Linked DNA regions of Homo sapiens: region 1 is linked to region 2. The links are chromatin loops, found by intact Hi-C in ENCODE. Cell type or tissue: mammary epithelial cell. All regions are shown on one strand.

What was found. A loop is a pair of places that touch in the nucleus more often than their neighbours do. Peaks named below come from ENCODE experiments on the same cell type or tissue, not always from the same donor. Only the 100,000 strongest peaks of a DNase experiment are listed, where the experiment ranks them.
Region 1: a loop joins it to region 2, with 7 times the contacts of the local background. A loop is called at or near these places in 5 of 110 quality-filtered maps.

Annotation. Positions count from the first base shown.
Region 1 is chr1:22,979,385-22,987,384 of GRCh38, reverse strand. No RefSeq gene overlaps it. Among named protein-coding and RNA genes, the nearest start is that of LACTBL1, 11 kb to the right of the region's middle. In mammary epithelial cell, no CTCF peak of the experiment used is centred here; no DNase peak of the experiment used is centred here.
Region 2 is chr1:23,047,776-23,055,775 of GRCh38, reverse strand. KDM1A (lysine demethylase 1A) reads right to left here. Exons shown (of 21, transcript NM_001009999.3): 4 at 5,256-5,389; 5 at 1,937-2,015; 6 at 615-707. Among named protein-coding and RNA genes, the nearest start is that of MIR3115, 7.5 kb to the right of the region's middle. In mammary epithelial cell, no CTCF peak of the experiment used is centred here; no DNase peak of the experiment used is centred here; H3K27ac peaks cover 188 bases.

The DNA of each region.
Region 1 (8,000 bases), 68 kb after region 2:
CAAAACTCGGTCTCTATCAAAAATAGAAAAATTAGCCAGGAGTGGTGTTGGGCGCCTGTAATCCCAGCTACTTGGGAGGCTGAGGCAGGAGAATAGCTTGAACCTGGGAGGTGAAGGTTGCAGTGAGCCAAGATCGTGCCACTGCACTCCAGCCTGGGCAACAGAGCAAGACTCCATCTAAAAAAAAAAGAAAAAAAGAAAAGATCTGGAGTCAATGGTAAATAAAGGCCGAGTGTGGTGGCTCACGCCTGTAATCCCAGCACTTTGTGAGGCTGAGGCGGGGGTATCACTTGAGTCCAGGAGTTCCAAGACCAGCTTGGGCAACATGGCAAAATCCTGTCTCTACAAAAAAAAAAAAAAAAAAAAAAAAAAAAAAAAAGCCAGGTGTGTGCCTGTAATCCCAGCTACTTGGGAGGCTGAGGTGAGAAAATCCCTTGAACCCGGGAGGCTGAGGTTGCAGTGAGCTGAGATTGTGCCATTGCACTCCAGCCTCAGTGACAAAGTGAGACTCCATCTCAAACAAAAAACAAACAAACAAACAAAAACCAACAATAAAAAAACTGTTTTCAGCCTCTACCCATGACCCAGTTCCAAAGCCACTTCTATGTTTTTAGGTGTTTATTATAGCAACACCCCACTCCTCTGCTACCAGTTTCTGACGTAGTCCATTTTGTGCTGCTATAGCAAAATACCACAGATTGGGTAATATTTTTTCTTGATATGGGGTCTTGCTATGTTGCCCAGGCTGGCCTCAAACTCCTGGACTTAAGCAATCCTTGACAGACTGGGTAATTCATAAGAACAGAAATGTATTTCTCACAGTGCTGAAGGCTGGGAAGTCCAAGAACAAGGCACCATAGATTCAATGTCTAGTGAGGGCCCGGTGTCTGCTTTCAAGATGGCGCCTTGAACTCTGTGTCCTCTGGAAGGAAGGAATGCTGTGTCTTCACACTGCAGAAGGTGGAAAGGCAAAAGGGAACAAACTCCCTCTGTCAAGCCCTTTCATGATGGTATTAATCCATTCTTGAGGGCAGAGCCCTCATGACCTAACCACCTCCCAGAAGGCTATATATTTCTGTGTTGTATAACTATTGCACTGGGGATTAAGTTTCCAACACACTAATTTTGGGTGACACATTCAGGCCATAGCAGATGGGTTACTGCACTCCTTCAGATCTTTGCTCGAATAACTTCTTCTTAGTGAGGACTCCCTTCACCTTCCTATTTTGAGTCACACCTCTCTCTCGTGTGTCAGTTTTCTTCTTCTTGCTGTTCCAGGTCCACTCTCCATCCCTCCCCTGCTTCTTCTGCCAGTGGGCCAATCTGTATGAATTACATCATTGTGTTCCCTTGCACTGTGGCTTCCAGTTGGGTTTGGCCAACAGGGGATCTCTGGAAAAAGATTGGAGGGAAGGAGGAGGTTGAAGTGGTTACTCCCCCAGCTTCCTCCTGTGGGCTCACCTTAGGCAAGTTTTGGGCTGGTTGGGTCCCAGGGAGCCTCCCTCTACATGATTCTCCTCTTTCAGGTTTCCTTTACAGATCATTGACTGATCCCCGGGGACATGACAGACCCCAGTTATTTATATGGTAATCCCTGCCACGGAAACAAATGCAGCAATTCAACCACAAACTCAATCTGCATGTGACATATACACAAGCCACAATAAGGCACTGCATCTCGAAGAGAGCATCTGGAATGAAAAAGCTGATCAAGATGATGGGGCGTCACATCCCCTTTGGTGCACTAGATCCGTGCTTGGATCTACTGTAATAGCCAAATCTCCATGGAGGTCTGAGGTGACCCAATAAGGATTCATTTGACCTATGAAGAAGATGCTGGTGCTCATGGAGAGTGTATTACTTGCCAGCAACATTGGCCTATGGCTCAAAGTGAACTAGGCATAATAACTTGTTGTCTGACCAATTCACAATTGATAGTTGGTTACAATGTATTCTGATTACCATGGGCATGCTATAGATATATAAGTGGCTGTTGTTCTTTTCCAACAAGCAGATAGCATCCAAACTCTTTTTTTTTTTTTTTTTTTTTTTTTTGAGATGGAGTTTCACTCTTATGCCCAGGCTGGAGTGCAGTGGCGTGATCTTAGCTCACTGCAACCTCCGCCTTCTGGTTTCAAGCGATTCTCCTGCCTCAGCCTCCTGAGTAGCTGGGATTACGGGCATGCGCCACCACGCCCAGCTAATTTTTGTATTTTTAGTAGAGACGAGGTTTCACCATGTTGGCCAGGCTGGTCTCAAACTCCTGACCTCGTGATCCAGCCGCCTCGGCCTCCCAAAGTGCTGGGATTACAGGCATGAGCCACCACGCCTGGCCGATAGCACCCAAACTCTTAAGACTGTGATGATTATCTTTGTCATGTGTTAGAGTTTCCTGGTATGACACAAGCTGACAATAGAATGCTGTTTACAGCTTTGGGCCCTGAATTCCATTTCAACATGGAATTCTCCTTTCCACTTGCAGGTGGCGGGTAGAATCAAGCTTTAGTATGGCTGGTTACGGGAGCAGCTATATCAGCCACTACTTCATCATTCTTTGCAGGCACATGGGATGGGGAAGAGTCTACTCAATGTGCCAGGACCCCAGAATCTCTGTCCCTAACTGCCCCTTCTTTTTTGAGCAAGAACTTTGACCATTGGCTGGTAAGTTCACATTGCTCTAGTTGAGGCTAACTGGGTGGACATGACTTTGGGTCTTTTTTTTTCCTTTTTTTTTGTTTGTTTGTTTTCAGACGAAGTCTCGCTCTTGTCCCCCAAGCTGGAGTGCAATGGCGCGATCTCGGCTCACTGCAACCTCCGCCTCCCGGGTTCAAGCAATTCTCCTGCCTCAGCCTCCCGATTACAGGTGCCTGCTGGGATTACAGGCGCCTGCTACCACGCCTGGCTAATTTTTGTATTCTTTTTAAGTAGAGACAGGGTTTCATCATTTTGGCCAGGCTGGTCTCGGCCTCCTGACCTCAGGTGATCCGCCCACCTCAGCCTCCCAAAGTGCTGGGATTACAAGCGTGAGCCACCACGACTGGCCTTTTTTTCCTTTTTTGAAGGGCACTTGATGGACACACACCCTGGGCAGGCAACTCTGACACTGCCTTTACCTAGAGGAAGGCAGTGTTCCTACCATCCATCTCCTCTGCAAATGGAGAACATTGCTGTGGTCACTATGCCTGTGCAACAGGTTCCTTCTGCTCTGCAACCACCATCCTCAGTCTCAAGGGATTGCCTTTGAGGGCAGAATAGTGACTGCTGGGTTCCTGTGAGGTCAATGCTCTAAGAAAAAGTACAGATCGTTTGGCTGATTCTGGGGACATGACAAGCCTCAGCTGATGTAGCAAGAACATACGCAAGCGATATCAGGAAACAGATCAGGGTCGAAGAGTAAATAACCTCTCACCTGCTCTTCCAGGTTCAGACAGAAAAAGCTTCAACAGCCTCTAGCAGCTGCCTAGGCCAGGCTCCATTCCACAAACCTACAGTATTGAACGTATCACCACCACTACCCCTGTCCTCCATACCCAGCTATGGGAGACCTTGTTGGTGTCTCCCTCTCTGACCATGGCAAGGGAATTGCTCCTAGCTGGCCATTGCCAAAAACTGCTGTGCTTTAGGGTGTGAAAGGAAAATAAATCTTGGGATCCCAAAACTACTAAGCCAAAGGAAAAAGTCAAGCTGGGAACTGTTAGGCAAACCCACCTCTCATTCTATTCCTACAAAGATTAAAAAGCTACATATGGCCAGGCACAGTGGCTCACACCTATAATCCCAGCCCTTTGCAAGGCTGAGGCAGGTGGATCACCTGAGGTCAGGAGTTCGAGACCAGCCTGGCCAACATGGTGAAACCCCGTCTCTACTAAAAATACAAAAATTAGCCGGACGTGGTGGCGGGCACCTGTAATCCCAGCTACTTGGGAGGCTGAGGCAGGGAGAATTGCTTGAACCTGGTAGGTGAAGTGAGCCAAGATCATGCCAGGGCACTCCAGCCTGGGCAAGAGAGGGAGACTCTGTCTCAAACAAATAAAAAAAAAACAAAACTGCCTACCTCTCTCACAATTTGCCCACAAGGAAATTCCTTGTGAATAAAGGACAAACAGAACTCAAAGTCATCCCTCTGCTCACATGAGACAAATGCATATCTGATTGCTTCCTTTGCCCTATTGTTTCACTAAGCCAGACTAAGGCATAAGTGACTATACCTCTATGCTCCTCTCATGAGTTAATTGTATATTCAGTGAAAGGCTAATCAGAAACTCAAAAGAATGCAATCGTTTGTCTCTTACCTACCTATGACCTGGAAGCCCCCTCCCCGCTTCGAGTTGTCCTGCCTTTCTGGACTGAACCAACATACATCTTACATAATCGATTAATATCTCATGTCTCCCTAAAATGTATAAAACCAAGCTGCGCCCCGACCACGTTGGGCACATGTTGTCAGGACCTCCTGAGGCTGTGTCATGGGTGCGTCCTTAACCTTGGCAAAATAAACTTTCTAAATTGATTGAGACCTGTCTCAGATATTTTTGGTTCACAGGGGGAATTTAGTTGGGAGAAATCAGGCCACAGCTACAAATGGCACAACCATGTTCCCATCCCCTGCATGGAAGGTGTGGAGGTGAACTGGCAGAATATTGAGCAGTCCTGTGTATCCCCCAGGACTTGATTTGTACTCTGGATATAGGTCCTTCCTTGCTTTCTGTTTGGAAAGAATACCACCTGCATATGAGCCCTCATGATAACCCAAGACCTGTGGGCACAGCAGTGTTCCCAGTCCCAGCCTCTAGTGCTTTTGACAAGACATTCCTGGGTATTCAGTACATAGATTTCACCATTTTATGCAGATTTTCCTCCTATTATAGGTAGAATCTACAATCCACAGGGGCTCAGGTATCCTGAAGGGAATTGCCACAGGGACAGCCAAGGTTCTCACTGGCGAGGTTATCATGAACTCAGGTCATGCGGGATAACCACATAGCTTTGCACTCTTTTTGGCCAGCCAGGAGAGTAGCTAGCTTCACTGGACAATATCCTCTGCTGTTTCTGGATGAATACCTTTGGCTAAGTCCAGAAGCCCAAAGCTACCACGGGAACATGCCTCATGGCTCCAGGCTACTCCTCTGTCTGAGCCTTGGGCTCTTTCCTCAGACTTCACATGGTCTCCATGTCCAGGTGCCTCAGGCCTCCATGGTGGGTTTGTACTATGACTCCAGGCCTCCCTCCTTCTGCAGTGTCTCCTCCAGCATTGCCAACAATCACTGGAAATCCCATTATAAGCCCAATTGATTTCTACTCCTGTTGGGCATGCTTATATTTGGTGAGTCCCATGTTTGATGAGCCCGTAGATAAGGGGATGAACCTTGGAAAACCAAGTTGCACTGTATAGGAAGCCCCTGGGGGCTCACTCCAGGCTCCTAGCAAACAGATAGCAGATGGATTCCAGAGAGGGCGCCTTTCCCAAAAGCAGAAATGACTCTACCTGGCCTCTACATCCCACAGGGGCTCCAGGTGTCCTCAGCACTGTAAGCAATTCCCCTAGAGTCTAAGCTTGGACCTGTTTTTCTTTACTTACAAGACTAACCTCACAATTGCCTATACAAAAAGTAGAGTAGCTAGCAAGGTGGGGTTCCCCTTCTGGAGCACACTCCACGGTGTCTCCTGCTGTGCCCTGGTTCCCTCTACCTCTCTCCAAACAATGATGAGCGGTTGAACAACTCAATGCCTCATTCGGCTTCCACCCTCTGTTTGTGCGTTTCTCCAGTAAAGGCTTTTCTGAGCCCACACTTAATGACTTTGTGGTATTTGCCTTCACTTAATGCCCACATCTCTCGCACTTTAGAGCTCTGTCCTCAGATCCCTTCTTTTCTCCATCTCACTACCTTGGTGATGGCTGTACATATCATCTAAATGCCAGTGATTTTCTTTTCTTTTTTTTTTTTTTTTTGAGATGGAGTCTTGCTGTGTCACCCAGGCTGGAGTGCCATGGCCTGATCTTAGCTCACTGCAACCTCTGCCTCCCAGGTTCAAGCGATTCTCCTGCCTCAGTCTCCTGAGTAGCTGGGCTTACAAGCACCCGCCACCACACCTGGCTAATTTTTGTATTTTTGGTAGAGATGGGGTTTCGCCATGTTGGCCTGGCTGGACTCAAACTCCTGACCTCCACCTGCCTCAGCCTCCCAAAGTCCTGGGATTACAGGCATGAGCCACCACGTGCCTGGCCCAGACTTCTTTTTTCTCGTCGTTATTCCCTAAACAATACAGTATAACAACTAAGTATATAGCATTTACATTGTGTTAAGTGTTATAAGTAATCTGGAGATGATTTAAAGTATGCAGGAGGATGTGTGTCAGTGATATGCAAATATTATGTCATTTTACATTAGGGCTTAAGCATCTGTGGAGGGGTCCTGAAACCAATCCCCATGGAGACAGAGGGACAACTGTATATCCAGAATCTGACACTTTCCCACTGTCCCTGCTGAGGTCCAAGCCACCACCATACCTCGCCTGAACAAGAGTGGCAATCTCAACTGGCCTCCCCACTCCCACTTCTGCCCTCTAGCCAGTTATCAGCACTGAAGCCAGAGTGCACCTTTATTTTATTTTAATAATTTAAAAATCTTTTTGAGACAGGCATGTGCCACCACACCTGGATAATTTTTGTAGTTTTTGCAGAGAACAAGGTCTCACTATGCTGCCCAGGGTGGCCTTGAACCAGAGTGCTCCTTTAAAAATAAGTCAGCTGGGCATGGTGACTCATGCCTATAATCCCAGCACTTTGGGAGGCTGAAGCAGGTGGATCACCCGAGGTCAGGAGCTTGAGACCAGCCTGGCCAACTTGGTGAAACCCCACCTCTACTAAAAATACAAAAATTAGCAAGCTGTGGTGGTGCGTGCCTGTAATCCCGTCCACTTGGAAGGCTGAGGCAGGAGAACCGCTTGAACCTGGAGAAGGAGGTTGCAGTGAGCCGAGATTGCGCCACTGCACTCCAGCCTGGGCAACAGAGCAAGACTCCATCTCAAAATAAATAAATAAATAAATAAATAAATAAATAAATAAATAAATAAGTAATAAAACAAAAAGTGTCAGCTGGGCGTGGTGGCTCATGCCTGTAATCCTAGCACTTTGGAAGGCCAAGGTGGGACAATGGCTTGAGCCCAGGAGTTTGAGACCAGACTGGTCAACATAGCAAGACTCCATCTCTACAAATAATCAAACAATTAGCCAGGCAAAGTGGTGCACACCAGTAGTCTCAGTTGCCCAGAAGACTGAGGTGGGAGGATCACTTGAGCCCAGGAGGTTGAAGTTGCAGTGAGCTGTGATTGCGCCATTGCCTCGGTGACAAAGCAAGACCCTGTCTCAAAAAAAAAAAAAAAAAAAAGGAAACAAAATAAATAAAAATATGAGTCATGGCCGGGTGCCTGTAATCCCAGTGTTTTGGGAGGCCGAGGTGGGAGGATCCCTTGAACCCAGGTGTTTGAGGCTGCAGTGAGCTATGATCATACCACTACACTCCAGCCTGGGCAACAGAGTAAGACCCTGCCTTAAAAAAAATGTGAGTCAGATTGTGCTACTCCTCTGCTTTCAAACTCTGCAAAGGCTCCCACTTCACTCAGAGGGGAGCCAAAGTCCTTCCTGTGGCCTAGAAGGTTCTATGTGACCATCCTGACCTCTTACTTCCCTACCTCACCTACTACTTTGCCCTTTGCTTAGTCTGCTCCAGCCACTGGCTTCCTTGCTATTCTTTTAACACACCAGGCACATTCCACCCTAAGGCCTGAGCACTGGCTGTTCCCTCTACTGTGAACACTATTCCTCTGTTGTCCATATAGCTAACTCTCTTATTTCCCTTAGGTGATTTGCTAAATGCTTCTTTCTCAATGAGGCCCATTCTGATCTCCCAATTTAATACTCTAATCTACCCCTCTTACCCAGCTCTATTTATTTTACCATGACATATATTATTTTATTTTTAATTTATTTTTATTTTTGG
Region 2 (8,000 bases):
AATTAACAAATATCTGAAACTTATGAATTCAAATTCAGTGTCGAACATTTATAAATCAAATCCACTATCTTAAGATTTATTTTCTCATTACCTCAGGCATGTGTTTCAGTATCTGTGATTCTTAGTTAATTTGTTAATAATCTGCTTCATTTACTTCATAATTACATTAGGACACATTCTGCATATAAGCTATTTCCCTTAACCTCTAACCTTGTAGTCTTAAGTCTCCTTTTGAAAAAATGATTAAAGCATTAAAAAATCAACTATTGACAACATAAAGAATGGGTCAATGAGAGAAAAACCTCAGAATGAACTCCTCTCATTTTTAACAAATTGTACTGTTTTATTCTTTTTTTTAAATTGGAAATCCAGTATCTTTTACTAAGTAGCTATCAAACTAGAAATTAAGGGAAATGCACATTTATTAAGAGACTATATTTTTTATTATTTATTTATTATATTTAACTTGACTTTAAGAAGATAAACTTGGAAATATTTTTAAATATAGTCTTATGAATCAAAATAAAATCCTAACGTCATCATAGATATAAAATACAGTCCTGAAACCGTAACTTAAAAATGTAAAATTTATCAGCCAGGTAGGAGGTCCTTACTTGGTAGGGGTTTTATCCTCTTATAGATGCCGAAGTTGATAAGACCATGACGCTCTAAATAACTGTGAACTCGGTGGACAAGCACAGTATCACCTACAGAATAAGTGGATTAAAAACACGGTTTTATTTTCAGCAGTTTAAACAATATTCTTCTAACTCTTCCATTTCTCCATCATGAAGTCCTTAAAACCATTAAGCTTCAAGTCATGTGACTCCTTTAAAAAAGTAATTCTAAGGCTGGGCACGGTGGCTGATGCACACAATCTTAGTGGCTTTGGGAGACTGAAGTGATAGGATCACTTGAGGCCAGGAGTTCAAGACCAGCCTGGGAAACACAGCAAGACCCTGTCTCTATAAAAAACAAAAAATTAGCCATGTATGATGGTGCATGCCCATAGTCCTAGTTACTTGGGGGGCTGAGGAAGGAGGATCACCTGAGCCCAGGAGTTCCTAGCTACAGGGAGCTATGACTGTACCTGTACGCTCTAGCCCAGGCTAGATCAGATCTCAAAAAATAAATAAATCACTGTAAAGACCCCGACTCTACAAAAAAACAAAGAATTAGCCATGCATGATGGTGCCTGGCAGATCAAGGCTGAGGTAAGCTGTGAATGCGCCACTGCACTCCAGCCTGGGCAACAGAAGGAGACACTGTCAATCACTCACTCACTCAATCAATGTGATTCTTAGAACTATTAGTCTGTGAAGCAGGCCAAAATGTGTAACACATAATTTGGAATTGTATTGATTTAATTTTTAATTTTTTTGAGAGATAGGGGTCTCACTATGTTGCCCAGGCTGAACTCAAACTCCTGGGCTCAAGAAATCCTCCCACCTTAGCCTCCTGAGTAGCTGGGACTATAGGTGCACATCACTGTGTCTGTCTAATTTAAAATTTTTAAGAATTTCATTCCACCACAAATGGAATGAGAATAAAACCAAACCTTCACAAAGTAGTTATAACACTCATTTACTTTGGCAAAAACATCACAAGACATTGTTGGTGCCAAGTCTGAAATAAGAAAACCAGATAGTGAGCCATGAAGCGCCGAAGTATTCCATGGATCAAAGCTGGACAACAGGTCTAGGAAGAGTACTTAGCAATCTCTTGAACTCATCTGTTAACACAATTTAAAGACCAGAAGATGAATAAAAACATAGAAAACAGGTTTTCTATAAGACTTATTTTTGCACAGCACAAGGTGAAATAACATGGAAATATGAATGAAAAAATTAATTATCAAGGAACCATGAGGCTCCTAGAAGAACGTATCAATTTTCACAATCCAGTACAAATTAGTCCTATTGAACACACTACTTACTGTTATAAGGTGCTTCTAATTGTTGGAGAGTAGCCTCAAATGTCAGCTGAATCTTTGGATTATCCAACCACAACTGCAGCTGCATTTAAATGACATAAATTGTATTACATACAAATAGACATATGTTATTTGACTATCTTTAAAATCATCTTTTAGCTGGCTGCAGTGGCTCACACCTATAATCCCAGCAGTTTGGGAGGCTGAGGTGGAAGGATCACTTGAGCCCAGGAGTTTGAGACCAGCTTAGGCAATATAGTGAGACCCCATCTCAACTAAAAATATAAAAACTGGCTGGGTATGGTGGCACATGCCTGTAGTCCCAGCTACTTAGGAGGCTAAGGCAGAAGGACTGCTTGAGCCCGGGACGTCGAGGCTGCAGTGAGCCATGATCGTACCACTGTACTACAGCCTGGGCAACAGAGCAAGAGCTTACCTCAAAAAATAAAAATAAAAATAAATAAAATCATCCTTTTAACTTTAAGGCCCCAAACATGGGCTTTCCTTTAATTAAAACAGTGACGTTATACTCCTGAAAAAGAAACTGATGAACACAAAGCCATATCAAATAAGTAAATTACTGAAGAAGCTGGGGTTATTTAGCCTAAAAGAGAAAACCACCTAGTAACTTGCCAAATCCATAGAGCTAGAAGGGAGCAACTAGCATTCAAACCTGGGTTATATGACTCCAGAGATACTAAGTGGATAAAATCCACAAAAATCTAATGATCAACTAGATATGTCGAGGTTGGGGAGAAAGGTGTCAAGGACAACATCTCCATTTTGGTACAACTAAGCGAGTTGGTACGCCAGACACTGAATGGAATCACTGAAAGAAGAAATAAGATAATGAGTTTAGCTCCAAGATAACAAGAAGAAATATAAAATAGATGGATATAGGGTCTGGAGCTCAGAAGAGAGAGAAGGTCTGGAGTCATCTGCTTATGGGTAATAACTGAAGTCAAATGCATTGAGAAGGGTTCCTAGAGGAAAAAATAGGGCAAGAGGAGAAGGAACTCCAAATAGTCCACATAATGGCCAATTGTTAAGGATCATCTTACAAAGCAATCAGAGAAGACACCCAGAGAGGCAGGAGAAAAACCAGATACTGAGTTATCAAATCCAAGGAAGTACTGTGTTTCAGAAGAAAGGAGCAGTCAATTATTTCAAATACTGCTGAAAAAACAGATGAGACATAAAAAAACATATGGTACAATCAATGGGCTCTAAAATGAATTCTCTTCAAAGTGAGTATATACTTGCAAAATGCATGACAAACTAAACACTACTATATTTAAGTCTTAGCTAAAAATTAATAAAGACTGCTCTATAAGACAACTTTCAACCAAGAAGAAATTAATTTGGCTATATGTAAATAAACCAAATTACTAAGGGATTATGACCAAATCCACACAGATACTCTACTCTGTGGCCACTGTAAGGTAAATGGATTTCCTCAAGTACACACTGGGCCCAAGTTCCTCACTCCCAACACAAGTCTTCCTCCTCCTCCTCCTACAAAATAACACTTAGGTCACAGTCTAGTTCAATAATCCTAAAGTTGCAGTTTTAAAGTATTATAGTTTAAGACTAGAGAACTGATAAAATTCTTGCAGTAGAGGTTGATTTACATTCTGTTTCACAGCCAGAGACCACAAATCTAACATCGGGAAACCCTTCCCCAAATCTGGATTTTTGGTGAATCAGAAAAGACAGAGATCCCTGTAAATCCATCGCTCAAATCTAAGTAAAAAGTGAAAACTCTCTTCAGATAAAACAAACAAACAAAAAAATGACAATTTTGTCTAAAAAAAAATCCACTTAGAGCAAATGTTGATATGCTATACACAGAAACTGATTCAATTATAAGACAAATCAGCGACTACACACTAAGAATTTTCTGTTCACTTTTTAAAAAACTCACCATCTTTTCTTCACTGTTCTTTTCTGTTTTACAAAAACCCAGGATAACCTATCAATTGCTTTAACAATCGAAATTAAGCAGTGGTTTTGCAATCTAATAGCCAAAACAAAGAAGCTGGTGGTGGCTAAAAAGCAGACATATCAATGACATCTCTGAGCTATATTCATATTCAAGTTAGCTGAATCACAAGGTTAATTTCTTCTGCGTTGTACCACCCTAGAGTAACATGAGCATGTTCTGAATAGCACCTTTCCCTCATCCATTTACTCTCTGGCTAAATAAGAATTCCTGATGAATAAAAGATATGAAAGAAAAATTTACAGAAGAAATACAAATGACTAATGTGAAAAGCAGTCAGTAATCCAAGAAATGAAAAAGAACTGAGATGGTTTTGGCCAATTATAGGAGCATAGATTATCACTGTTTTAATAAAAATGGGCAGGGCAATGCGGAGGGGAGGGGTTGACTGGTTCAGCCTTTCTGGGAAGCAATCTGGCAATATGTCCAAAACATTTAAAAGTGTTCATAACCCTTTGACAACGTAGTTTTCCTTCTATAATTCTATCATAAGGAAATAATAGGTAGAGTCAAGAATGCATAAGACTGTCCAGAGTTAATTATAATAAAGCAAAATCGGCAACAAATGTCCAGCAGTCAAATTATAACCCAACTGTCAGACAAAATATTATGCAGACACTGAAGTTAAATCATTCAGCCAGAGGAAGAGGCTGAACAAGATGAGCAGAACAGGGTAAAGATTTCTCTTCAGAGGGAAGGACAAAGTGATTATTATTATTATTTTTTAATGCTTAAAGGTTTTTGTTTTTTTTTGAAATGGACTCTACTCTGTTGCCCAGGCTGGATGGAGTGCAGTGGCACGATCTCGGCTCACTGCAACCTCCACCTCCTAGGTTCAAGCGATTCTCCTGCTTCAGCCTCTCAAGTAGCTGGGACTACATGTGCCTGCCACCATGCCCAGATAATTTTTGTATTTTTAGTAGAGAAAGGGTTTTGCCATGTTGGCCAGGGTGGTCTCGAACCCTTAACCTCAGGTGATCCACCTGCCTTGGCCTCCCTAAGTGCTGGGATTACAGGTGTGAGCCACCACGCCCAGCCTAAATAAATATTCTTAATGTGTATTTATGAGGTTGTGAAGTATAAAAGGGATCCAAAAGAATGTATCCAAGAAGGATCTCAATTTTATGAAAACAAAAATTATATATACATTTTTTAAATACCCAAATGAAAAATAACTATTAACAAAGGTTATCTCTGGGTAATAATAGTATTATAGATAATTTTAGAATTCTTTCTTCTCTTTTTATTTTTCCCATATTCTCTATCAAAGCCATATATACTTTTTATAATCCAGGTGAAAAAGCTGAAATGGAAACTTACTGTGCGGTTTCTAATGAAAAGAAAAACCTTCTGGGTCTGTTGTGGTCCACTGATAATATCTGGAAAACAGGCTGCTTCTTGAGAAGTCATCCGGTCATGAGGAAGTCGGCTCTGGAAAGCTGCGCCCTCCACACCTAACGAAGAAAGCAAAGGACATCTAGGAAAAGTGCAAGTGAATACAAAACGGGTAGTGATGACGCTTAAATTCCTTTGCCTCACTCACAGACTGACCTTTTTAAAAAATTTTCAATTGTCTCAAAAGCTGAAACTTCCTTAGATATTAGCCACTTATTTGAGCTTAACATTCCAAAGTTTATACTTTACTGAGTGAAACAACTACCTTATAAGACAAAGCATTTAAAATAGTTTCTTTGTCCATAAAATAACTTTATCATATTAGATGATCTAATTAAAATTAGCACTACTGACAGGTGTACAATAAAATTTAAAACTAAAGAACCAGAATAAAGGAAAATGCACTAACAGGAAAGCAAAAGAAGCTGTGGAGCGAAAAACACAATCACATGCCTTCTTTTAGGATTACAGCATGAAACAGAAAGATGACTTTAATAATCAACAGCAGAAAATCACAATCCCATCAACAGTATCATCCATTAGTAATCATAATTCAACGCTGGCAAGCAGTGAGAGAAATTAAGCAGACAACAATAAGACAGAAGAATGCAAGGAATTTACATTTGCTGGCAGAAACATTAGAAATGCTTTACTATATACTACTAATATTACTATGTATAATCTATAACACATATACATATAGTGTATACATACACTATACACTGCAAGTAAAATACGTTCTTCTCTTTTTTTTTTTTTTGAGACGAAGTTTCACTCTTATTGCCCAGGCTGGAGTGTAGTGGTGCGATCTTGGCTCACTACAACCTCTGCCTCCTGGGTTCAAGCGATTCTCCTGCCTCAGCCTCTCGAGTAGCTGGGATTACAGGCACCCGCTCCCATGCCTGGCTAATTTTTTGTATTTTTAGTAGAGACGGGGCTTCACCATGTTGGCCAGGCTTGTCTCGAACTCCTGACCTCAGGTGATCCACCTGCCTCAACCTCCCAAAAAACATGTTATTTTCAAACTCTTCAATTAATTGGGTATTGTCTTGATAGTTTTATAAATTGGTGGATAAGTACACCTTTATTAGGTGATCTTAAAAACACAAGCACAATAAATGCAAATGTATTTCTAAAATCACCTTATAGATGTACTTATCCACCAGCTTATAAAAACTATCAAGATTCAATTTAAAGAGTTTCAAAATTCCATACCATTTAAGTAATTACATATAAGTAACAAAATAGGCGCCAGATATCCATATATAATTTTTTTTTTTTTTTTTTTTTTTTGAGAGGGAGTCTCACTCTGTCGCCCAGGCTGGAAGTGCAGTAGCGCGATCTCGGCTCACTGCAACCTCTGCCTTCTGGGTTCAGGCGATTCTCCTGCCTCAGCCTCCCAAGTAGCTGGGACTACAGGCATGCACCACCATGCCTGGCTAATGTTTTTTGTATTCTTTGTAGAGACAGGGTTTCCCCATGTTGGCTAGACTAGTCTGGAACTCCTGGCCTCAAGTGATCCACCCACCTCAGCCTCCCAAAGTGCTGGGATTACAGGAGTGAGCCACCATGCTCAGCCCATATATAATCATTTTAAAGCACATAAAACAAGAAGTTGGAAGCACTGATAATGGAAGCAAAACTAATGCTAAGGTATTAGTAAGATTAGGAGAATTAAAAAAACAAGGCAGGTAAAGATGTTAACTTAGAAAATTATAGCTAAGCTATTAAGGAGTCTGTTTCCACAAAGACATTCAAATGGCAAACACTACCTAGAAAAAAATCATGTTTAACAAGTGGTCAAGCAAAAACGCCTAATGCCAATCATGGGCCACACATTAAGAAATACTATTCTTAGAGACCAGGAGAAAAAACTATCCATCTACTGTAGATAATGAGGACATAAACATTGTGTCTCACATTACTAAATCAAATCAACAATCCTTACATTTAACTAATCCATACCCAAAATTAAAGACTGTCAGGATAATTTATTCCTTGGGTAAAAAAAATAAAAAATAAAAAAATAGTAAAAGCCATATTGTAGGTGGAGCATGAAATTACAGCAAGAAAAGAAGAAATGCTTACTATTGTGGATACAGTTTATTTCAGTAATGTGAAATTTTCTAAACTATATGGCTTTGATGTCCCCAGCTCCCATTCCCAAATCAAAATAAATAAAAACTGAAAACAAAACAAAACCACCAAGACTAAAAATAACTCACATTATAAAGAACTTATCTACACATTAAATCCTGAGTATTTCAACCAAGTATCTCTAAATAGGTCAATTCTTGGTATAATTCATAAGTATATACTATTAACATGAAAATCAATGATTTCTATTAAATTCCACTTCTCCCTGCCAAAAATGGTAGTTTTCTTCCTTAGCTATGTTATCTTCTATACATTTAATAAGTAGTCACTGAACATTCTACTGCAAAATACTATTTTTCAATGACAGAAAAATCATGTAGGATAAAATACCAAATTTTATAGTACATTTGGCTGCTCACTACAGATGTTTTTTTTTTTTTTTGGCAGGGGGAAGGACAGGGTCTCCCTCTGTTGTCCAGGCTCCTGAAGTGCAGGGGCACAATCTCACACTGCAACCTTCACCTCCTGAGCTCAAGTAGCTGGGCTGCCTCAGCCTCCCAAGTAGCTGGGACT